2 separate regions of the Homo sapiens genome follow, and region 1 is linked to region 2. The links are chromatin loops, found by intact Hi-C in ENCODE. Cell type or tissue: PC-9. All regions are shown on one strand. Links, peaks and the distances in the headings refer to the core of each region. The heading gives the core; the rest is flanking DNA.

Region 1 (13,280 bases), core at 5,511-8,010, 120 kb before region 2:
TAATAGCACCACTGCACTCTAGTCAGGCGACAGAGTGACTAGAAAAAATACATAAAAATTTATGTATTTTTATGTCTCAAAAAAATACATAAAAATTTATGTATTTTTATGTCTCAAAAAAATACATAAAAATTTAAAAGCTACCAAAAGCTCATTTAAAAAACAGGCAATCTGAAAGAAATGTGGGCGATTCTCCTAACAATCTGTAACTTGTAGGTAACTTCCACTGTAACATAAACAGTATCCTAAAAATGCAAATGACTTCTCTATCTGTATTTAGCAATCTTACCTTTTATTTTGCAGTCATGGAGAGGAAAAAAAATAATCACTTGATAAAAAGCTATTTATTCAGTATACCAAGGATCTAAGCTGCTCCAAATACTTACAATTTACATGAAAATTGGAGTTTTCAGTATTTTTTTGTTTTTTTTTAAATTTAATTAATATAATTTTTTAATTAAAAAAATAGAGATGGGGTTTCACCATGTCACTTAGGCTAGTCTCAAACTCCTGGCCTCAAGCGATCCACCTGCCTCGGCCTCCCAAACTGCTGGGATTACAGGCATGAGCCATTGTGCCTAGCCCAGAGTTTTAAATACTTCTATAAAGAAATTACATCTAAGAATTCTGCCCAGTTATGCCTCCCACCCTTCCCTGTCCAAGATTCTTTACAAAAAGCATTCTGTTTCTTGGAGTAACATAGGCTAGACATATTAGATATAAGCAGAATTAAACTATGACTCAAAAGCTCAGTAAAGACTCCAAAAGAAAAATATATAGGAAGAAAACATATTTGCTGACAGCTAAATGATGAATCTTGGAAAACTCATACCCATTGGCTTTCTTCTACTAGGTTGTCTGCCAAGACTTGGGTCTGAAGGCTGAAGTGAAGGCCCTTTCAGAAATGCATTCTGGATGCCATCCTTAGTTCCACGCAAGAAATGGGCTAAAATCCCATATAAAAGAGGTCTATAGCAGGAAGAAAACAAAACAAAACCAAAAGCTAATAAATCTGCATAAACGGGAAAAGCTTAAAACATTTATTCTTTAAAAGGTAACCTCTGACATCAAAAAGACCAAGTGATTCACTAGACTTTAAAAAGCGGCATGATTATCCAAAATGCAAATTGTTCATACTTTTAAATTTAAGAGTACCACTTAATTTCATGACAATTTTAAAACCCAGAGAAAACATGTTAACAACTTAAACCTCATCTACACTGAAATATCATTTCTATCAATCCACAGGAATCTCTTTTAAACTCCAAAGTCCAGTAGAGTATTTCCCAATACCTAACCCCATCTAATACACAACAGGTATTCAATAAACACCTCTTGATTAATAAGTCCTTGCCCTGAAAAAGTCTTAGGTCCTGAGAGCCAGGTGACCTGAGTTCAAATTCTGGCTTTGCCATTTGCTAGCTGTGGGACTCTGTGTAAGATTCTTAACCTCTCCAGCCTCATAAATGTTTCTTCCTTTATAAATTAGGATAAGCACCGTCCCTCCCTTATAGGGCTGTTATGCACTAAATGAGTTAATAAATGTCAAGTGTTTTTTACTGTGCCTGGCACATATGAAATGGTATATAAATGTTAGCTCCTGTGTAGCTAACATTTATTTAGATTAATATTTACATTACCTATTATTTTAAAATCTTCTTTATAGTTTACAGAACGTATACCTCTTCTCATCTAATCCTCATCGTGTAATGTCAAGATCATCAACTGCAATTTATAAAGGAGAAAACCACAGCCAGGAGATTTGCTAGAGATTCCCCCAGATAGTAAACAAAGTTTACACTTGAACCCCAAATCCCATATTGTTTTCCTTACAGTGTGCTGCCTGGGAATTTATATTAGTACTCTTGCATCAAGGAAAGCTGCTCTGCTGACAATCAAGAGTGGTACAATGGAAATGTTTTCCTTTGTTTCCAATCTCAAATTTGAAAACACAATTAAAAGGATTTAATCTTTATTTTTAATTTTTGTGGGTACATAGTAGGTGTATATATTTGTGGGGAGGATTTATTTTTTGAGATATGTATCTATTTACTAGCTGGTATAATGGTTTACAGTACGACGCTCCCTTCCAAAGATGGAATCTCATTGCCCTCTGAGTGTGAGCTGAACTCACTTCTAACTGGCACAAAGCTGACTTCAGAGGCCACGTGGTAATGGCCCTGCAGCTTCCTCCTTGCTTTCTCTCTTGGATTGCTGCCTTTGGGAGAAGTCAGATGCCTCAGGACACTTCAGCAGCCCTGGAAAGTTACATGCAGTAAGGAATTGAGGCCGCCTGTCAATATCATTATGAGTTTGGAAGCAGATAGTTCAGCCACATTCAAGGCTTCCGACTACAACCCTGGCTGGCATCTTGACTCCAACCTCAAGGGGGAGCCTGAGCTAGACTTACGTGACTAAGCCAATCCCAAATCCCCGAATATTCCACAAATAATCTATGTTGTTGTTCTAAGCTACCAAATTCTGGAATAATATCACACTAATTTTTCCATGCCACAGGGAAACCAGGAAAGTAAGTTTCTTTATTTAATAAGATGCCGCAACTCTTATGAAAGCGTCACCTAGTAATATAAAACAGGTCTCTTTGTTTACTTTAATCTTCCCCAAAGTGTTAACTGGTTCAAGATGATTTTTAAATGTTAAAAGTTTTATTTTTTAAATAAATATTCAAAAAAATGTACTTGTGATTAAAATTTTGGGTTGGACATGGGGGCTCAGGCCTGTAATCCCAGGACTTTGGGGGGCCAGCCTGGCCTCAAACAGGAGTTTGAGACAGCCTGAACAACATAGCGAGTCCCCTAGCTCTACAGCAATTTTATTTTAAATTAGCCACAGAAGGTAATATGCACCTGTGGTCCCAGCTACTTGGGAGGCTGAGGTGAGAGGATCGCTTGAGTGCAGAAGGGAGAGGCAACTTGCAAATTCATGGATTAAGGTTTATCTTTTAAAATAAGTTTCAAAAAGATAAAGAAAAGTGCGGCCTCACAATAACTTGCCTGTAATTCTGAAATGCAAAATTCTGAAAACTGGATTCTCTTCATATATCTGGCAAAAAATCATCAGATGGCAAGGGTTGACCTAACAAGGCTATTAACAAGGCTATTACAGACTTTATCTTACTTTGTGTGAAAACATTAATGTGCTGGGTGTGGTGGCTCAAGCCTGTAATCCCAGCACTTTGGGAGGCCAAGGCAGGAGGATCACCTGAGGTCGGGAGTTCAAGACCAGCCTGACCAACATGGAGAAACCCCGTATCTACTAAAAATACAAAATTAGCCGGGTGTGGTGGCATGCTCCTGTAATCCCAGCTACTCAGGAGGCTGAGGCAGAAGAGTCACTTGAACCCAAGAGGCAGAGGTTGCAGTGAGCTGAGATCATGTCATTGCACTCAAAAAAAAAAAAAAAGAGAAAGAAAATATTAATGTGATTGTGGAATACTACTTTAGGACTCCCTGGCACATACATGTAGTATTTGGTAGATGTACCATATTACTTTTTTTTTTTTTTTAAAGAATTGAAGTCTTGGGCCGATGGCTCACACCTGTAATCCTAGCACTTTGGGAGGCCGAGGCAGGAGGATCATGAGGTCAGGAGATCGAGACCATCCTGGCTAACACGGTGAAACCGTCTCTACTAAAAATACAAAAAATTAGCCAGGCGTGGTGGCATGCGTCTATAGTCCCAGCTACTTGGGAGGCTGAGGCAGGAGAATCGCTTGAACCTGGGAGGCGGCAGTTGCCGTGAGCCGAGATCACGCCACTGCACTCCAGCCTGGACGACAGAGTGAGACTCTGTCTCGAAAAAAAAAAAAAGAACTCTCGCTGTGTGGCCCACACTGGAGTGCAGCAGCAAGATCATGGCTCACTGCAGCCTCAATCTCCTGGATTTAAGTAATCTTCTTGCCTCACCCTCCTAAGTAGCTAGGACTACAGGCATGTCATTTTAAAACCCGACAGCATTTGGATTTTCAAACATGTATCTGGCCTCAGTGGTTTCAGATGCAGCACTGCAGATCTGTAAGTAAATAATATGAGTAATATGTGACTATGGCAAACTCTGTGAATGCCAATCACTGAAGTGTGAGAAACAAGGGCTTAAAGAAGTTACCTAACTTTTAAAAAATAAAGCCGTTTTAGCAACTTTTTTTTTTGCTTCCTCATCCTCTCTCAAACTTACTTTTTTTTTTTTTTTTGGAAACGGAGTCTCGCTTCTGTCGCCCAGGCTGAGTGCAGTGGCACGATCTCGGCTCACTGCAAGCTCCACCTCCCCGTTTGACGCCCATTTTCCTGCCTCGGCCTCCCAAGTAGCTGGGACTACAGGCATCCGCCACCTTGCCCGGCTAATTTTTTGTATGTTTAGCAGAGACGGGGTTTCACCGTGTTAGCCAGGATGGTCTCCATTTCCTAACCTCGTGATCTGCCCGCCTCGGCCTCCCAAAGTGCTGAGATTACAGGCGTGAGCCAATGCGCCCGGCCTTCTTTTTTAAAAAAATATCAAACATTTCACGAATTTGCGTGTCATCCCTTTGCCGGGGCCATGCTAATCTCTGTACCGCTCCAATTTTAGTTTATGTGCTGTTAAAGTGAGCACAAACTTCTTAATACTTTCATCTGAAGTAGGTATCTCAAAAGCTACCAAGAAGCCAGTAATAGTCATTGCTTATTTCCATCAACTGCTAAATGTAAAATGATGTCTTGTATTAAATGATGTAATAACTCACTGCTCATCCTAAGTCACGCTTAGATTCCCCCAATTATTTTTCCCACTGTTCTCAATTATACAATTTTTATACTTTTCAAAACACTTGTTACCAGGTGCAGTGGCTCATGCCTGTAATCCCAACACTTTGGAAGGCCAAGGTAGGTGGATAACTTGAGCTGAGGAATTGGAGACCAGCCTGGCTAACATGGTAAAACACCATTTCTAAAAAAAATACAAAAATTGGCCAGGCATGATGGTGCATGCCAGCGTATGCCTGTAATTCCAGCTACATGGGAGGCTGAGGTGGGAGAATCGCTTGAGCCCAGGAGTTCGAGGCTGCAGTGAGCCATGATCAAGCCGCTGCACTCTAGAGACCTGGGCAACAGAGTGAAACCCTGCCTTGAAAAAACAAACAAAAAAACCTCACAGCACTTTGGGAGGTGGAGGTGGGCAGATCACTTGAGGCCAGGAGTTCGAGACCGGCCTGGCCAACATGGTGAAACCCCATCTCTACAAAAAAATATGAAAAAAAATTAGCTGGGCATGGTGGTGCACACCTGTAATCCCAGCTACTCAGGAGGCTGAGGCAGAATCAGTTGAACCCAGGAGGAGATTGCGGTGAGCTGAGATGGGGCCACTGCACTCCAGCATGGGCGACAGAGCGAGACCCTATCTCACAAAAAGGAAAAAAGAAAAAAAAAAGAAACAAGGGAAGATGAGAGGAAGAGAAAGAGGAAAATGCCATAAAGGAGTTACTATCTGAACAGGGCCAACAGAAAGGAAAGATGCTCCAATAGAAGTTAAGATGCTCCAATAGAAGAGGGAGAAAGGTGATGTAGGGCTTCTAGGATAAGGGAATGGTTTACAAGGCAAAGCAGCATAAAGTTGCAAAGTGTCTTCCAGGCATAATCAGAAATCAGGTGTGAGCAGATAGAACAACAGACGGGTAGAAAGAGGTGTAAAGTGCTACGCTAAGCAACAGGGACTTCACTATACACACAATGACAAAGGTAGTATATGATCCTGGAACATTAATTTTACACAAGGATTTGTGGGAGAGTTAGATTTAACTGGAATGTCATTTAAAACATTTATATAGTAAAGCAAACAACTTTCAGAACTTTTTTTTTTTTTTTTGAGACAGGGTCTGATTCTGTCACCTAGGCTAGAGTGCAGTGGTGTGATCTTGGCTCACTGCAACCTCCGCTGCCCAGGTTAAAGCGATTCTCATGCCTGAGCCTCCCTAGCAGCTGGGACTACAGGCACACGCCACCATGCCTTGCTAATCTTTTTGTTATTTTTAGTAGAGATGGGGTTTCGCCATGTTGACCAGGCTGGTCTCAAACTCCTGACCTCAGGTGATCCACTTGCCTCAGCCTCTGAAGTGCTGGGACTACAGGCATGAGCCACCACGTCTGGCTAGAGATGGGGTTTCCCCATGTTGTCCAGGCTAGTCTTGAACTCCTGAGCTCAAGTGATCCTTCCACTTCAGCCTTCCAAAGTGCTGGCATTACAGGCACGAGATACCTCACTTGGCCTTAAGAACTTTTAGGATGAGAAAACGTAAGGCTTCAAAGAAAGTTCTAGATTTAAAAAAAGGCTGCTTTAAGCTATGTTCTCAGGTCTCCTATGTACTTTTTTTTTTTTTTTTGGCTATACAGGGACTCTCCAGAAAAAGTTTAAGAAACACTGAAATAGAAAAAAACTAAGAAAACTAGAAAGTGGTCATCCTCCTTTTCAAGAGCATAGTTGGTGAGAGGAGGTACACAGAGGGCAAAGGACAGAGTAATAGTAACGAAAGCAGTGGGCTGATTCAGTAATCTTGGTAGAAAAAGGTATTCGAGCAGAAGCTTGGGGTTGGAAGTTCATAGTTTTTGTTTTTGTTTTTGTTTTTGTTTTAGGAGAGGAGAGATCTGAGTACATTCCTAAGTTGGAGTGAAGGAAGAGTTAAATATGAAGAAAACAACTGACAAGGCAAAGTCTCAGAGGCCAGGCATGGAGGGCTCACACCTGCAACCCTAGCACTTTGGGAGGCCAAGGCAGGAAGATCACTTGAGGTCAGGAGTTCGAGACCAGCCTGGGCAAAAAAGCGAGGCCTTGCCTCTACAAAAATAATTTGAAAATACAAATAAAAGTTGAAATTATAAATTAAAAAACAAACAAAGCCTTAGAAGGACAAAGGATCAAGAAGTCAAAAGGAGCTAACTCCAGAAAGAAGATGCTGAGTCACTCTGAAGCCATGTAATTGTAGCTTCAGCAAACACAGATCTCATCTGACTTATTCACTGCTGCACACCCTGGATTTAGGACAATGCTTGACACACACTAGATCTGAATAAATACTTGAATTAAAATGAAGTAAAACCACCATGGTGCAATTATGACTCAATACAATATGTGGAAACTTCTTTAAAAAAATGTCTTACATTGTATTATCCTTTGATTCTTCAAATGCATTTAGTTCATGGATGAGAAACTGTCTGTCCAACGGAACTACAGGTTGACCAGATTCTGGGAGAAATAAATTCATGAGAACACTCAGTCTATTAAACTAAAAAGCAAATAAGATTTTGAAAAGAATCACATTTACCAGACATACACTTTTTAGATTTTGGAAGAATGATGACAACACACACCAAGACAGATCAAATTGCCTGTGATTTTATGACTTTCAAAATATCTCTTTTGTTAAATGCATGTCTTAATACAGTTTAACATAAATTCACTTTTTAAATTCCCCAGTGTTTGGTTGGAAAAATACCATTTCTATATCCAAATTATAATACTAAATTTTGGAAGTCTGTTTATCAATAACTTATTTTTGAAAAGAATATCCACTTGGTGACAATACTTATAAATAAAAATTAAAGTTAACCTGAAGTGTGGGGCAGCTGGAACTTTCACACTTTGCTGGTGGGAAAGCACAATGGTACAGGCACTTTGGAAAACAGTTGAGCAGTTTTCTTATAAAGGTGAGCGTGCACTTAACCACACAACCCAGCAATCTCACTCTTAGCTTTCTACCCAAGATTAATGAAAACTTATGTTCTCACAAAAACCTGTATGTAAATGTTTATGGCAGCTTGATTCCTAACTGCTAAAACTAGAAACAACTCAATGCCCATCAACTGGTCATAGATGAGCAAACTAGCACAGCCACACAATAGAACAGTGTTCAAAGGAAAAACAAACATGGCTGAATCTTGAATGTATTACACTAAGTGAAAAAAGGCAGACTCAAAAGGCTACATCATGTACGGTTCCATCTACAGCAAGGGTCCCCAACCCCCGAGCCACAGATTAGAAACTGGGCCACACAGCAGGAGGTGAGGAGTGGGCAAGCAAGTGAGGGAAGCTTGATCTGTGTTTACAGCTGCTGCCCATCACTAGCATCACTGCCTGAGCTCAGCCTCCTGTTGGCAGAATTAGATTCTCATAGAAGCGTGAACCCTATTGTGAACTGCACATGCGAGGGATCTGGGCTGTGCACTCCTTATGAGAATCTAAGGCCTGATGATCTCTCACTGCCTCCCATCACCCCCAGATGGGACCATCTAGTTGCAGGAAAACAGGCTTAGGGCTCCCACTGATTCTACATTATGGTGAGTTATAATTATTTCATTATATATTACAACACAATCATAGAAATAAAATGCACAATAAATGGAGTATGCTTGAATCATCCCGAACCATCCTCCCAGGTCCATGGAAAAATTGTCTTCCATGAAACCAGTCCCTGGTGCCAAAAAGGCTGGTGATATCTTGATTGTGATCTGGTAGTAATTACACAACTGCAGGCATTTGACTAAAGTACAGAACTGTACAGTTTAAAAGGTAAATTTTATTGTATGTAAATTATATCCCAGTTTTTTAAAAAAAGCCAAACCATTTAATATGAAAACTTGACTACTGTCACTATATTTCATTCTAGTGAATCCCAAGTCCCCACTATTTTCATAATTTCTTCTTTTCTGGGTGTAACTGGTATCATACAGCCATCTATAACAAACAAAGGAAAGCAGAGATGCTGATATCAAAGATCCTTAAACCATAAAAATCATGAGTCTTTATGTAGTTCAGACGTATGTTTAATATTAAATAAAGGATCTGTAACGAAAAATTCTAACTTCACAAAGAATTCATTCTCTCTTGCAAAATCTACTTCCTGGCCTCGCTTCTTTGCTGAGGCATGAAGTAGTCAAAGCAGAGATGGAACCTGAAACGAGGGAATCCGATGACACACATTCAGGGTGCCTCAGACCAACCCCCAGCTGCATCCCCCACCCCACCAAGTCCAGGGGTAACCAGGATTCTGACTTATTTATATCCATCCAGTCTCTCCTCACTTTTTTGAAAGAAGACATTTAAAAGTCAGCAGAAGATATTAAAAATATTCTCACCACTCAATAACTGTTACACTTGAAGAGCAAATTTATTTCTCAAGAAATAAAATTCAACAGATAAAGGGAATTTATCTTTATCTCCCCACCCCCAACCCCCAATATCATTCTCTGCCTCCTATCACTAGGATGAGTTTGGAGTTTCCCGCTGCTAGAGTCTGGATATTTGTCTCCGCCCAAATCTCATGTTGCAACGCACTCCCCAGTGTTGGAAGTGGGACCTGGCGGGAGTTGTTTGGGTCATGGGGGTGGATCCCTCATGGCCTGGTGCTGTCCTTACCACAGTGAGTGGGTTCTCATGAGAACAGGTCATTTATAAGTGTGTGGCACTAACCTTCCCCACCCTTGGCCCCTGCCTTCACCATGTAACGTGCTTGCTGCAGTGAGCAAAAGCTCCCTGAGGCCTCCCAGAAGCTAAGCAGATGCCAGTGCCATGCTTGTACAGTCTGCAGAACCGTGAGCCAAGTAAACCTCTTTTCTTCAACCGGGTGCGGTGGCTCACGCCTGTAATCCCAACATTTTGGGAGGCCGAGGAGGGCGGATCACGAGGTCAGGAGACTGAGACCATCCTGGCTAACGGTGAAACCCTGTCTCTACTAAAAATACAAAAAATTAGCTGGGCATGGCCTGTAGTCCCAGCTACTTGGGAGGCTGAGGCAGGAGAATCACTTGAACCCAGGAGGTAGACGTTGCAGTGAGCCGAGATCAATCCACACTCCAGCCTGGGTGACAGAGCAAGACTCTGTCTCAAAACAAACAAACAAACAAACAAACATACAAAAAAACCTCTTCTCTTCATAAATTACCCAGTCTCAGGTGTTTATTTATAGCAATCCAAAAACAACCTAATATACCAGCCTAGTCCTTTATAAATACCATGCTTTTAGATACATACATTTGTAAATGTACCTAAGCACTACATAGTAGTAATATTTCAAAGTTTTATCTCCATTATATCTATCTATCTATCTATCTATCTATCTATCTATCTATCTATCTATCTAGATACACACACACACACACACAAATAGACATATATCTACATATCTATATATAGACAGGGACAGTTTTTTTTCTTTTAAGAGACAGGAGTTGGACCAGCCTGTCCAATATAGTGAAACCCCGTCTCTACTAAAAAATACAAAAATTCGCCGGGCCTGGCAGCACACACCTGTAGTTCCAGGTACTCGGGAGGCTGAGGCAGGAGAACTGCTTGAACCCAGGAGGCGGAGGATGCAGTGAGCTGAGATCACAATAGAGTGAGACTCCGTCTCAAAAAAAAAGAAAGAAAAAAAAGACAGGGGTTGGGTGCAGTGGCTCATGCCTGTAATCCCAGCATTTGGGGAGTGTGAGATAGGTGGATCACCTGAGCCCAGGAGTTCAATACCAGGCTGGGCAACATAGTGAGAGCTCATCTCTATAAATAATAAAAAAATTTAGCTGGGCATGGAGGCATGCACCTGTGGTCCCAGCTACTCAGGAGACTGACGCAGGAAGACTGCTTGAGCCCAGGAGGTGAAAGTTGCAATAAGCCATGATCGCACCACTGCAGTCCAGCCTTTGCAACAGAGTGAGATTCTGTCTCTGGAAAAAGAAAAAAGAGACAGGGTCTCTCTCTGTTGCCCAGACTGGAGTGCAGTGATGCGATCATGGCTCACTAAAGCCCAGAGCACATGGGCTCACATGATCACCCCCTCCCCGACCCCTGCTCAGCCTCAGCTAGGACAACAGACACGTGCCACCATGCATGGCTAATTTTAAAAACTCTTTTCCAGAGATGGGGTCTCCCTGTGTTGCCCAGGCTGGTCGCGAACTCCTGGGCTCAAGTAATCTTGCCTCGGCCTCCCAAAGCACTGAGATTACAGGTGTGAGCCACCTACCCAGCCTATTTTTTAACAAATAATATACTTAATCAGCGTATATTTTTAAAGCTTAATACACAGGAAAAAACTGGTGGCAAACAGGACAAAACGTCAACAATTGTTTATTCTCGGTTACAGGAATTATAGATGATTTTTCCAAGTATATGCCTAGTTTAAGTGATTATTTAGTTATGTATTTTCTCTTGTAAGAATCTGTTTAAGCTACAGAAAGAACCCATGTGATTTTTGTGTCCCAGTCACCCAGATGGCACTATCTGGTAAGGGAATTAGATTTCTAGGATAAACAGTTTCTGAGAATTGGGGAAAGGGGAGAAACAGATTTTATGTGATAAATAATAACCACTTACCTGCTATGAGGACAGATGCTGTATACTTATATTTGTTGAATTCTAAATACTCTCGAATTAATTCATTAATTAGAAGGTTTTCATGAGACAATGATGGTCGGGGTTCACGGTCATCATCTAGGGCATTGAAAACTTCAGCTCGGATCCTTGCTTTTAAATGCCCTAATACCCCCTTTTTTTCCAAGGTGTCCTTTAAAACTGTTCGATATAAAATATTAAGGCTTCAGTTACAGAGTAAATTTGTCATTCTTAGGCATACTTTGAAAAGAAATGTTGAAAAGGTAAATGGTACAAAAACAGCTCTCAAGCAGCTCTTAATCTAAACATTGTGACAAATTATTAAACAATTACACTACCACCAGCCATGTTTATACTAAAACATATAGTTCTCATGTTGCAGTGATTTAGTCTTAATATATTTGAGCAAATTCAAGTTTATTCCTACATCATCAGCACTGTCAGGGGCTGTAGTCTAATACATATTCTTTTTTATTTTATTTATTATTTTTTTTGAGACACAGTCTCGCTCTTTCACCCAGGCTGGAGTGCAGTGGCACGATCTCAGCTCACTGCAACCTCTGCCTCCCAGGTTCAAGCAATTCTCCTGCCTCAGCCTCCAGGGTAGTTGGGACTACAGGCACGTGCCACCACGCCCAACTATTTCTTTTTTGTATTTTTAGTAGAGACGGGGTTTCACTGTGTTGGCCAGGATGGTCTCAATCTCCTGACCTCGTGATCCACCCACCTCAGCCTCCCAAAGTGTTGGGATTACAGGTGTCAGCCACCGTGCCCGGCCAATACATAATTCTTTAGTGAGGGGAAAAGGCGGGGGATAGGATTATAGTTGCTTACTGAGACCTGAACTTAAGCCCCAGTCTCTCATATATTTTCAAGAGTGTCTGCCACTGCACACAGGTTCTGCTTGTCACTAACAACCTCTGGTCTAGAAAGATGATTAAAGAAAACAACTACATTCCATAAAAGAAGTCTGTTGGGTTACTGTGTAAAAACCTTGATGGCAGGGCATGGTGGCTCATGCCTGTAACCCAGCACTTTGGGAGGCTCAGGCGGGCGGATCACGAGATCAGCAAATTGAGACCATCTTGGCTAACAAGGTGAAATCCCCCTCTCTACTAAAAAAATACAAAAAATTAGCCGGGTGTGGTGGCACGCACCTGTAGTCCCAGCAACTTGGGAGGCTGAGGCACAAGAATTACTTGAACCTGGGAGGTGGAGGGTGCAGTGAGCTGAGGTGGTGCCACTGCACTCTAGCCTGGGCGAAAGAGTGAGACTCTGTTTAAAACAACCAACCAACCAACCAACCAAAAAAAAAAACACAAACCTTTGATAATCCACAACGCTTTAGGGAGTGAAAAGGTGTTGGGTTTTTCATTGTTGTTATTTTGAAACAATCTCGCTCTGTCGCCAGGTTGGAGTGCAGTGGCACGATCTCGGCTCACTGCAATCTCCAGGCTCCCTGGTTCAAGCAATTCTCCTGCCTCAGCCTCCCAAATAGCTGGGATTACAGGTGTGCGATACCACGACTGGCTAATTTTTGTATTTTTAGTAGAGACAGGGTTTCACTATGTTGGCCAGGATGGTCTCCATCTCCTGACCTCGTGATCCACCCGCCTCAGCCTCCCAAAGTACTGGGATTACAGGCATGAGCCACTGCGCCCACTGGCCTCGTTGTTTTAAAGACAACTATGAGTTAATTCCTTAGAACAGTAGGATTCTGAAATTTTAAGCCTAGTTAGAAATCTACCACGTGACTGTATCAATGCCATCTTAAGGAGTCAGGGATGTGTATGCAGAATGGAAATCTAACTTACTGATTAGCCAGAGTCACCATGACAAAGCAGTTATGATCATGGGATTTGGCTGTACATACTTAGTATAGATAATGGGGATCTTAGGACTGAATTGGCACC
Region 2 (10,560 bases), core at 4,955-7,454:
CAGCTCCTTGCAACTACCATTCTGTTCTCTGCTTCTATGAGTTTGTCTTTTTTAGATGTCACATGTGAGTGAGATCTTGCAGTGTTCGTCTTCCTGTGCCTGGCTTATTTCATTTAGCATAATGTTCTCCAGGCGCATCCATGTTGTTGCAAATGGCAGGATTTCTTTCCTTTTTTTTTTAGACAGAGTCTTGCTCTGTCTCCCAGGCTGGAGTGCAGTGGCACGATCTCGGCTCACTGCAAGCTCCGCCTCCTGGGTTCACGCCATCCTCCTGCCTCAGCCTCCCGAGTAGCTGGAACCACAGGTGCCTGCCGCCACGCCCGGCTAATTTTTTTTTTTTTTTTTTTTGCATTTTTAGTAGAGATGGGGTTTCACCGTGTTAGCCAGGTTGGTCTCGACCTCCTGACCTTGTGATCCGCCTGCCTTGACCTCCCAAAGCGGTGGGATTACAGGTGTGAGCGACTGCGCCCGGCCAGGATTTCTTTCCTTTTTAAGGCTGAGCGATAGTCCATGGCATGTATAGATCATGTTTTCTTTGTCCACTTGACCACGGATAGACATTTAGTTGTCTCCATCTTGGTTGCTGTGAGTGACGCTCCAGTGAACACGGGAGTGCAGATATCTCTTCAGGGCCCATGTGTGGCTGAGATTAGGAGATCACTGCTGTCGTCTCTAGTTCAGCAGTGCTAGTGCCTCCTGGCGTTTAGCGTCCAGCTCAAGGGAGTGGAATTTGGGTGTCTCAGGGTCTAGGGCCACCTGTGCCTCTAAATCGCAGGGAAGCTTTGTGTGTGTGTGTGGTGGGGTGCGGGGGGCTATGGGTATGTGGTGGGGTGAATCTTATTTCTCTTCTTTCCCTTTTCTTAATTTTCCGTTGGCAAAACAGAGCGCCACTCCAGACCCCTTTCATTCTTGCAATATACATGAAAAGTACAGGGCTTGTTCTGCAAAAGAAGAGTAGCCCCAGCGAGCTCAGGGTTGAGTGAAGTTCCGCAAGGATGGCACCTCTCGGCTCTTCTGGGGGCTTCAGGACAGAGCTCAGTGTCGCCAAGCAGGACCCCCACTGCGGGCGGAGCTGCAGGGCCATCAACATTCATTAGGTGGATCAGTGAATGTAGACTCTGCGGTGTCACAAAGCAGCACCTGTACTCACTGTGCCTGTCTCGGGATGGAATCTAAGTCAGACATCCTTGCATCCCCACTTATGGGCTGTTCCTTCACCTTGCTGGTCCTCACCTTTCTCCTAGAGTTACGGGGAGGAGTAAATGTGCTAAGGCCATACACGCCGACTCTGCAGTGGCCTTGAACCATGCTTCTCTGTCACCCCTTTCGTTGCCTTGACAATGGCTGCAGCCTCCTTTCCCATCTCCCCTAGGATCTTCTCCTAGGGTCTCTTAATACAGGGGTCCCCAATCCCCAGAGCACGGACTGGCACCAGTTCATGCATGCCCTGTTAGGAACCAGGCCACAGGCCACACAGCAGGAGGTGAGTGGCAGGCGAGCGTGTGAGACTTCATCTGTATTTACAGCCGCTCCCCATCTTTTGCATCACCGCCTGAGCTCTGCCTCCTGTCAGATCACCTGTGGCATTAGATTCTCATAGGAGCGCGAACCCTGCTGTGAACCGTGTGCGCGAGGGATCCAGGCTGTGTGCTTCTTTTGAGAATGCAATGCCTGATGATCTATCACTGTCTCCCATCACAGCTGAGATGGGACCATCTAGTTGCAGGAAAACAAACTCAGGGCTCCCACCGATTCTACATAATGGTGAGTTGTATAATTATTTCATTATATATGACAATGTAATCATAGAAATAAAGTGCACAATAAATGTAATGCACTCGAATCATCCCCTACCCTGTCTGTGAAAAATCGTCTTCCACAAAACCTATCCTTGCTGCCAAAAAGGGGATGGCTGTCTTTTTTTCTTTTGAGATGGATTCTTGCTCTGTTGCCCAGGCTGGAGTGCAGTGGCACAATCTCGGCTCACTGCAGCCTCTGCCTCCCAGGTTCCAGCGATTCTCCTGCCTCAGCCTCCTGGGTAGCTGGGATTATAGGCACAATGGCACCGTGCCTGGCTAATTTTTGTATTTTTAGTAGAGACGGGGTTTTACCATGTTGGCCAGGCTGCTCTCAAACTCCTAACCTTGGGTGATCCTCCCGCCTCGGCCTCCCAAAGTGCTGGGATTACAGGCGTGAGCCACTGTGCCTGGCCAGGGACCACTGTCTTAATATGTGAATTAGGCGATGCCATGACCCTGCTTAATGCACTCCCAGGGCCTCCTGTGAGAATTAGAACAAAAAATCCATGCTCTGTACCATGCCTCCAAGATTGGCTATGTGGTGGCCTTTGGTGACTTCTCCCGCCCAATCTTGGGTCCTAGCTCATTGGTGCAGCCATATCCTCCCCCCACCCCACCCCACTGTGGCCTTTGCCTGTGCCATCTTTCTGCCTGGTATGTGCTTCCCGAGATCTTTGCACAGCCAGCTCTTCCTGACCCTTCCAGTCTGCTAGGATGTCATCTGCCCAGACCGCCACTCTGGTGCTTCCTGTCCTGACACCCCTGCTCTTTCCTTCACAGCAGGTACTGCTCTTTGTCATTATGTTCTTATCTGTGAGCTTTCATCTTTGATGGACTATGAGTCTTAAGAGGACAGAGATATCGTTTCTGATTTTCCCCCATGCCTGTGACTAGCCCAGGTCTAGGCATATAGTAGGTGCTCAATAAACAGTCATCGAATGATAGATTGAATGAATGAATGCATGACAGGAACCCTGCACTTATCTGTGTTAATCCGTCTCTTGGCTGCCGGGAACACCAGCTCCTGCAACCTGGCACTTGGGTCACCTGATTGAACCCTCCTGATAACTCTCTAAACTCTGTAATAGGTGGGTTCTAGAATTAGTCCCATTTCACAGATGAAGAAATCAAGGCCTGGTGAGGTGAACTGACTTGCTTTAGGGCAGCAGGGATGATTTTTGCCTCTCTGGAGATATTTGGCAATGTCTAGAGACAGTTTTGATTGTCATAACTTGAGGAGGTGGGGAGTGCTACTATCATCTAGTGGCAGAGGCCAGCGACGCCACTCAGTATCTTACAATGCACAGGATGGCCCCCGACAACCAAGAATTATTTGGGCTCAAATACCAGCGGTTCTGAGGTTGAAGAAGCCCTGCTTGAGGGCACACATCTGTAAGTGGTGGAGACGGGAACCTAGACCTGGAACCTTGTTTTGTTAACCACTACCCTGCACTGCTCACATGCGGGGGTGGGTGGGTGGGAAGAGTTGTAGAATGTTTCCATGTCTGAGTCAAAATCTTGCTTCTCTGCTCTAGGGAGATGAATTTGGAATCTGTGAGGCCTGAGGCCATTCACTTGATCTCCGGCCCTGGAGATCTTGCCTCCAAGCGACCTCAGGCTCCATCTGTCTGCCATGTACCTTGCAAACACCTTAGAATTCTGGCTGGGCATGGTGGCTCACACCTCTAATCCCGGCACTCTGGGAGGCCGAGGCGGGCAGACTGAGTTCAAGACCAGCCTGGGCAACATGGTAAAACCCTGAATCTACAAAAGATACAAAAATTAGCCAGGCATGGTGATGCGTGCCAGGTAGTCCCAGCTACTTGGGAGGCTGAGGCAGGAGGATTGCTGGAGCCCAGGAGATCGAGGCTGCAGTGAGCTGTGATGGTGCCAGTGTACTCAAGCCTGGGCAACAGAGTGAGACCCTGTCTCAAAAAACAAAACCAGCTGACCAAACAAACCAAAAGGCCTTAGAGTTCAAGCACGTGGTTTAGAGGTGGTGGATCTCAGTGTCAGACTCTCAGTGGGTTCAAATCCTGGCCCTGTTTCTTCTAGGTTGACGAGCCCAAGCAATTTACATAAACTCTCTGGACCTCAGAGCCCTTGCCAGGAAAGGGGAGAGTTTTAATAGTCCTGACTTTGTAGGGCTGTTGGAAAGCTTAAATGGACTGTGCTTGGGAAGCACTTAATCACTGTGCCTGGCGTGATCACTCTGGCTGTTATTATTGGCACCCAATAAATACATGCTTTCTCTTTGTTTCCAACTCAGCATTTAGAAATGTCCTACCCTTCAATTCCTGCTGCTATTTATTTATTTGAAGTGCGAACTAGCTTTCTTATTATTATTTTAGAAATCATGCAGAGGAGAAAATTCAAACAGTACGAAAGATAATACAACAAAAAATAGTAGTTGCCTTCCTCTCCCTGGTTTCAGGCCTACCCCCTGCAGATTAATTAGCTTTTTTTCTTTCTTTTTTTCTTTTCTTTTTTTTGCAATATGAAGTCTTGCTCTGTTGCCCAGGCTGGAGTGCAGTGGTGTGATTTTGACTCACTGCAACCTCCGCCTCCTGGGTTCAAGCAATTCTCCTGCCTCAGCCTCCCTAGTAGCTGGGATTAGGGCAGATCATGAGGTCAGAAATGTGACAACAGCCTGGCCAACATGGTGAAACTCCATCTGTACTAAAAATGCAAAAATTAGCCAGGCGTGGTAGCAGGCGTCTGTAATCCCAGGTACTTGCGAGGCTGAGGCAGGAGAATTGCTTGAACTCGGGAGGTGGAGGTTGCAGTGAGCCGAGACCACACCATTGCACTCCAGCCTGGGCAACAAGAGCGAAACTCCGTCTCAAAAAACAAACGAAACATCAAATTCCTGACTGTGTATGCTGCTTGCAGGTTATATATGACCAGGCCTGGTTCTGTATCTGTAAAATGGGTTACGTTATAGTACCTGAGTCCTAGAGTTGTGTGTGAGGATGAAATGTAATGTGAAACACTTAGAGTGGTGCTTGGCTGATGCAACTAATGAATCTTCCCTCTTACTCTTTCTATAGACAGAAGAAGGCGGCACAGGTTTCTTCATTGCTTTTCGCCCTTTGCTGAAATGTCATCTTGGCCCAGAGGCCCTTTCTGTCTACCTGATAAAGAACTAGCACCTGCCCACCCACCATTATGCTTCACCCACTTTCTTCTTCTTCAAGCCATTTGCTCCCATTGGGCATACATAGAGTTGTTTTTTTTAGCTGTTGGTAGTTTTGGCCGCTTTGCATAAAGTGAAATTGTGTGAGAGTGGAGACTTTATTTTACTTCCACATGACCTTGGCCCATGGTAGTAGTCGCTGATAAATGTCCACTGAGCAATAAGAACCCGACTGTTGCAAGTTACTTATTTATTTATTTTTGAGACAGGGTCTCAGTCTTTCACCTAGGCTGGAGTTCGGTGGTGCAGTCATAGCTCACTGCAGCCTCGAACTCCTGGGCTCAAGGGATCCTCCTTCGTCAGCCTCTGGAGTAGCTGGGACTAAAGGCAAACGTCATCACATCTGGCTACTTTTAAATTTTTTTATTTGTAGAAGGTGGGGAGTCTCACTCCATTGCCACCTCTGGTCTCGAACTCCTGGGCTCAAGTGATCCTCCTGCCTCGGTCCCCCAAAGTGTTGGGATTACAGGTGTGTACCACCACGCCCAGCTAAGTTTTTTTTTTTTTTTTTTTTTTTTTGAGATGCAGTCTCACTCTTTTGTCCAGGCTGGAGTGCAGTGGCCTGATCTCGGCTCACCACAACCTCCACCTCCTGGGTTCAAGCGATTCTCCTGTCTCAGTCTCCTGAGTAGCTGGGACTACAGGCGCACGCCACCATGCCCGGCTAATTTTTGTACATTTAGTAGAGAGAGGGTTTCACTATGTTGGCCAGGCTGGTCTCGAACTCCTGACCTCATGATCCGCCCGCCTCAGCCTCCCAAAGTGCTGGGATTACAGGCGTGAACCCCTCCACCCGGCCAGCTAAGTTTTTAAATTTTTTTGTAGAGATACAGTCTCACTGTGTTGCCCAAGCTGATCTGAAATTCCTGGCCTCAAACTATCCTCCTGCCTCTGCCTCTTCAAGTGCTGGGAAATATAGGCATGAGCCACTGCACCCAGCTGGTTGTGAGTTATTGAGATGGTTGAATTGGGAGTGGATGCTCAGGCCTCAGTGGAACTTGTGGTACACAGTATGTCCTCATTACCTCCCATCAGTGGCAGTTGAGATTCATAATCACTTTTTCTGCCTGTTGTCTGCCCCATCCTCTCTGTGGCCTTCCCTCCTGTCCTGGAGTTGGCTGGCTGGGTCCCTGGCAGGGCTGCATGCGTTATCCCTGCAGGCCTGCTTGCCTTATCCCTGCAGGCCCTGGTGGAGCATCTGTGCAGAACCTGTGCCATCCAGATGGGAGCAGTAAGGGTGTAGGGCAAAGTTAGTGAGCTGCCCGGTGCACGAGGACTTCCATGATAATCAGGGCTGAACCAGGAAGGCAGGTCAAGGCCAGGGTCATGTACAGAAAGGAGGTCAGCACCAGGATCTTGTATGGGAAGACTTAGATCAATGCCTAGTGCCTTAGTCATCATCATTCAGCCCAGAAAACATGACGCTATGCAACAGGAATTTTATGAACACACAAAGGTCAGGGGCCACTCGGACTTGGACGGGGTCCCCAACTCTTTGAGTGTCAGGGCTGAGGGCATGGAGACACAACTTGATCAAGCTGGTGAAGTGTCCAGCAAGGAGAAGCCTCTGTTGGAGGGAGCCGGGAGCTGGGGAGGACATGCGCTTTCTCTTTTTTTTTTTTTTTTGAGACGGAGTCTCGCTCTATCGCCCAGGCTGGAGTGCAGTGGTGCAATCTCGGCTCACTGCAACCTCTGCCTCCTGGGTTCAAGCGATTCTCCTGTCTCAGCCTCTCACGTAGCCGGGACTCAGGCCTGTGCCACCACGCCTGGTGAATTTTTTTGTATTTTTAGTAGAGACGGGGTTTCACCATGTTAGCCAGGATGGTCTTGATCTCCTGACCTCGTGATCCACCTGCCTTGGCCTCTGAAAGTGCTAGGATTATAGGCGTGAGCCACCGCGCCCAGCCGACTTGCGCTTTCTCTGTAAAGATTTCTGTGGGCCAGGTTCCCCAAAGGGCAGGCCCTGGGCCAGTGCAGTGACCGGTGACCGTGTTCAGGACTCATCTCTTGTGGCTGAATTGTGTGTCTGGAGAGTTGGGTCCTTCTGATTCTGCTCAGAGCGTGGTGGGCCTGGCTGGATTTCCCTAGATTAGGAAGCAGCCTCGGGTAGCTGTGATTCTTTGAGTTGGGAACAGCAAGTGGCCTGCAGACTGCCAGGGAATCGTCCCTTCCTTGAGCCTTTAGGTATTGCCCATTATTCACCGTTTTTCCCAGAAGCCTCCAGTAGTGAGAGTCGCACTTCTTACCTCCTGGAGTTGTTAAAGTAAAGAAGGACACATTAGGGTCCCTGCCGGTAAGGAACATCCAGGAGGCCTCGATACCTTTTTTTTTTTTTTTTTTTTTTCCCTGAGACAGAGTCTCGCTCTGTCACCCAGGCTGGAGGACAATGACCTGATCTCTGCTCACTGCAACCTCCACCTCCTGGGTTTAAGCGATTCTTGTGCCTCAGCTGCCCGACTAGCTGGGATTACAGGCATTTGCCACCATGGCTGGCTAATGTATTTTTTTTTTCTTTTTCAGTAGAGATGGGGTTTCACTATGTTGGCCAGGCTGGTCTTGAACTCCTGGCCTCAAGTGATCTGCCCTCCTCAGCCTCCCAAAGTGCTGGGATTTCAGGTGTGACCCACTGCGCCCAGTCCCGATACTTTGTTTCTTTGAGACAGTCTCTTACTCTGTCACCCAGGCTGGAGTGCCTGGGTGGGACGATCAAAGCTCACTGCAGCCTCAAGCCCCTAGGCTCAAAAGATCCTCCCACTTCAGCCTTCTGAGTAGGTGGGACTACAGGCCTGCACTACCACGCCTGGATAATTTTTAAATTTTTTTGGTGAAGACAGGGTCTTACTTTGTTGCCCAGGCTTTTCTTGAACTCCTGAGCTCAAGCAATCCTCCCGCCTCAGCCTCCCAAAGTGCTGGGTTTACAGGCGTGAGCCACTGTGCCCGGTCCTCAGATGATCTTAGCTTTGTGACCTATGCTGTTGGCCGCTGTAGGGGCTGTGATGGAGGTGATGTGGGGGTGGATGGCAGGGGTGACCCGTGTTGGCTGCTTTCTGTAACAGTCATAGTTCATGGTCAGAGTCAGATTTCCTCTCGTCATGCCTTCCTTCCCTTCCTTCTGCTCCCTCCCACAGCCGCCCTTTGGGTCTGGGCTGGCCATCTGGCTCTGAGCAGGAAGCTAGCCTGTGCTCTTCAATTTGCTTTCTGCAGGGGAAACACCTTCCTTTGCTCAGCGTTTCCTGACCTCTCCTTCCCTGGAGTTCCGGTGTCCTTAAATGCTCTCTGGTTTCTTCTGTAGCTTACTTTCTTGCTTGAAAGGACAACTTTTCTTTGTCCTTTAGACTTCTTATCTCTGGGCAATACAGTGGTGGTGGCAGTGGTGATTATTATCAACTATTAGTATCTGCTACTACGGTTTATTGTCTCTAGACTGTATCAGCACCTGTCACACATTGTCCCATTGAATCCTCTCCAGAACTCTTCCAAATGATGTGTTTTCCTGACTTTTAAAAAAATTAAAAAAAAATTTTTATATTTTTTTGAGACGGAGTCTCGCTCTGTCTCCCAGGCTGGAGTGCAGTGCTGCGATCTCGGCTCACTGCAAGCTCTGCCTTCTGGGTTCATGCCATTCTCCTGCCTCAACCTCCTGAGTAGCTGGGACTACAGGTGCCCGCCACCACACCTGGCTAATTTGTTTTTTAATATTTTTAGTAGAGACAGGGTTTCACCGTGTTAGCCAGGATGGTCTCCATCTCCTAACCTCATGATTCTCCCACCTTGGCCTCCCGAAGTGCTGGGTTTACAGGCGTGAGCCACTGTGCCCAGCCAAAAAAATTTTTTTAAAGAAATGGGGTCTCGCTGGGTGCGATGGCTCACGCCTGTAGTCCCAGCACTTTGGGAGGCTGAGGTGGGCGGATCACCTGAGGTTGGGAGTTCCAGGACAGCCTGACCAACATGGAGAAACCCCATCTCTACTAAAAATACGAGATTAGCCAGGCGTGGTGGCAGGCGCCTATAGTCCCAGCTACTCGGGAAGCTGAGGCAGGAGACTCGTTTGAACCCGGGAGGCAGAGATTGCGGTGAGCTGAAATCTCTCCATTGCACTCCAGCCTGGGCAACAAGAGTGAAACTCCGTCTCAAAAGAAAAAAAAAATAGAAAAAGAAAAATAAAAGAAATGGGGTCTCACTGTGTTGCCCAGGCTGGTCTAGAATTCCTGGGCTCCAGCTGTCCTCCCATTTCGGTCTCCCAAATTGCTGGGATTAAATGTGTGAGCCTCTGTGCCCGGCCTCTTTCTCTCTCTCTCTCTCTCTCTCTCTCTCTCTCTCTCTCTCCTCTCTCTCTCTCTCTCTCTCTCTGTCTCTTTCTTTCTTTCTTTCTTTCTTTCTTTCTTTCTTTCAGCCTGAGTCTCGCTTTGTCGCCAGGCTGGAGTGCAGTGGCACGATCTGGGCTCACTGCAACCTCTGCTTCCCAGGTTCAAGTGATTCTTCTGCCTCAGCCTCCCGAGTAGCTGGGACTACAGGTGCATGCCACCATGCCTGGCTAATTTTTGTATTTTTAGTACAGACGGAGTTTCACCATATTAGCCAGGATGGTCTTGAACTCCTGATCTCATGATCTGCCCGCCTCGGTCTCCCAAAGTGTTGGGATTACAGGCGTGAGCCACCGCTCCTGGCCTTCCTTTTTTTTGAAGCAGGTTCTCACTCTGTTGCCCAGGTTGGAGTGCAATGGTGTGATTATGTCTCACTGCAGTGTCTACCTTCCAAGGCTCAGGTGATCTCCTGCTTCAGCCCACTGAGTAGCTGGGATTATAGGCGAGTTCACCATGCCTGGCTAATTTTTGTGTTTCTAGTAGAGACGGGTTTCACCATGTTGTCCAGGCTGGTTTTGAACTCCTGGGCTCAAGTGATCCACCCGTGTCGGCCTCCCAAAGTGCCGGGATTACAGGCATGAGCCACCGTGTCCAGCTTTTCTGACTCTTTTTACTTATCAGGAGACTGAAGCTTGGAGAAATTAAGTGACTTGCCCAAGTTCACATGGGGTTAAGGCCTGAATTTGAATCTACATCTGCTCAATTAGGAAGTGAGTGGTCATAGCTAGTCTCTACCTGGATGGATTGTTGTTTAATTGTTAAATTTTTTCAAAATAATTTTAAATTATTTTATTAAAAAAGAGGGTATCATTATGTTTCCCAGGCTGGTCTTGAACTCCTGGGCTCAAGTGATCCTCCTGCCTTGGCCTCCCAAAATGCTGAGGTTACAAGTGCAAACTACTGTGCCTAGCCAGATTATTACTTAACAACCAAAACAAAGGAGGAAATTGACGGTGGACAAGTAAGAAGATCATTGCAAAGGTTGGGGGCAGGTTGTTTGGGGAGTGTGGAGGAAGCTTTTTAAATGAGGTACCTGAGTTGGATTTTGAAGGATGAATAGGAGTTTGTTAGGACAGAAAGACATTGCAGAGAGAGGATCTAGCAAGAGGTGACTGAAGAAACCATTTATTTGACCAGCAGTTGGGGAATGCCTTGAAGGCAGGAACCACAGCCTTTCAGAATCTCCAGTGCCTGCAACAGT

The links. A loop is a pair of places that touch in the nucleus more often than their neighbours do. Peaks named below come from ENCODE experiments on the same cell type or tissue, not always from the same donor. Only the 100,000 strongest peaks of a DNase experiment are listed, where the experiment ranks them.
Region 1: a loop joins it to region 2, with 5 times the contacts of the local background. A loop is called at or near these places in 10 of 110 quality-filtered maps.

What each region holds. Positions count from the first base shown.
Region 1 is chr16:15,872,659-15,885,938 of GRCh38, forward strand. It overlaps CEP20 (centrosomal protein 20), which reads right to left. Exons shown (of 5, transcript NM_144600.4): 2 at 11,350-11,547; 3 at 7,146-7,230; 4 at 833-969. It also overlaps the pseudogene RNU6-213P. Among named protein-coding and RNA genes, the nearest start is that of CEP20, 9.3 kb to the right of the region's middle. RefSeq lists enhancers at 6,174-7,373, 6,814-7,108. In PC-9, for the core only: no CTCF peak of the experiment used is centred there; a DNase peak (open chromatin) is centred at 7,073; H3K27ac peaks cover 2,500 bases.
Region 2 is chr16:15,990,489-16,001,048 of GRCh38, forward strand. The region is part of intron 1 of ABCC1 (ATP binding cassette subfamily C member 1 (ABCC1 blood group)); the gene reads left to right. Among named protein-coding and RNA genes, the nearest start is that of ABCC1, 46 kb to the left of the region's middle. RefSeq lists enhancers at 1-339, 872-1,403, 1,404-1,935. In PC-9, for the core only: a CTCF peak has its summit at 6,194; a DNase peak (open chromatin) is centred at 6,383; H3K27ac peaks cover 2,500 bases.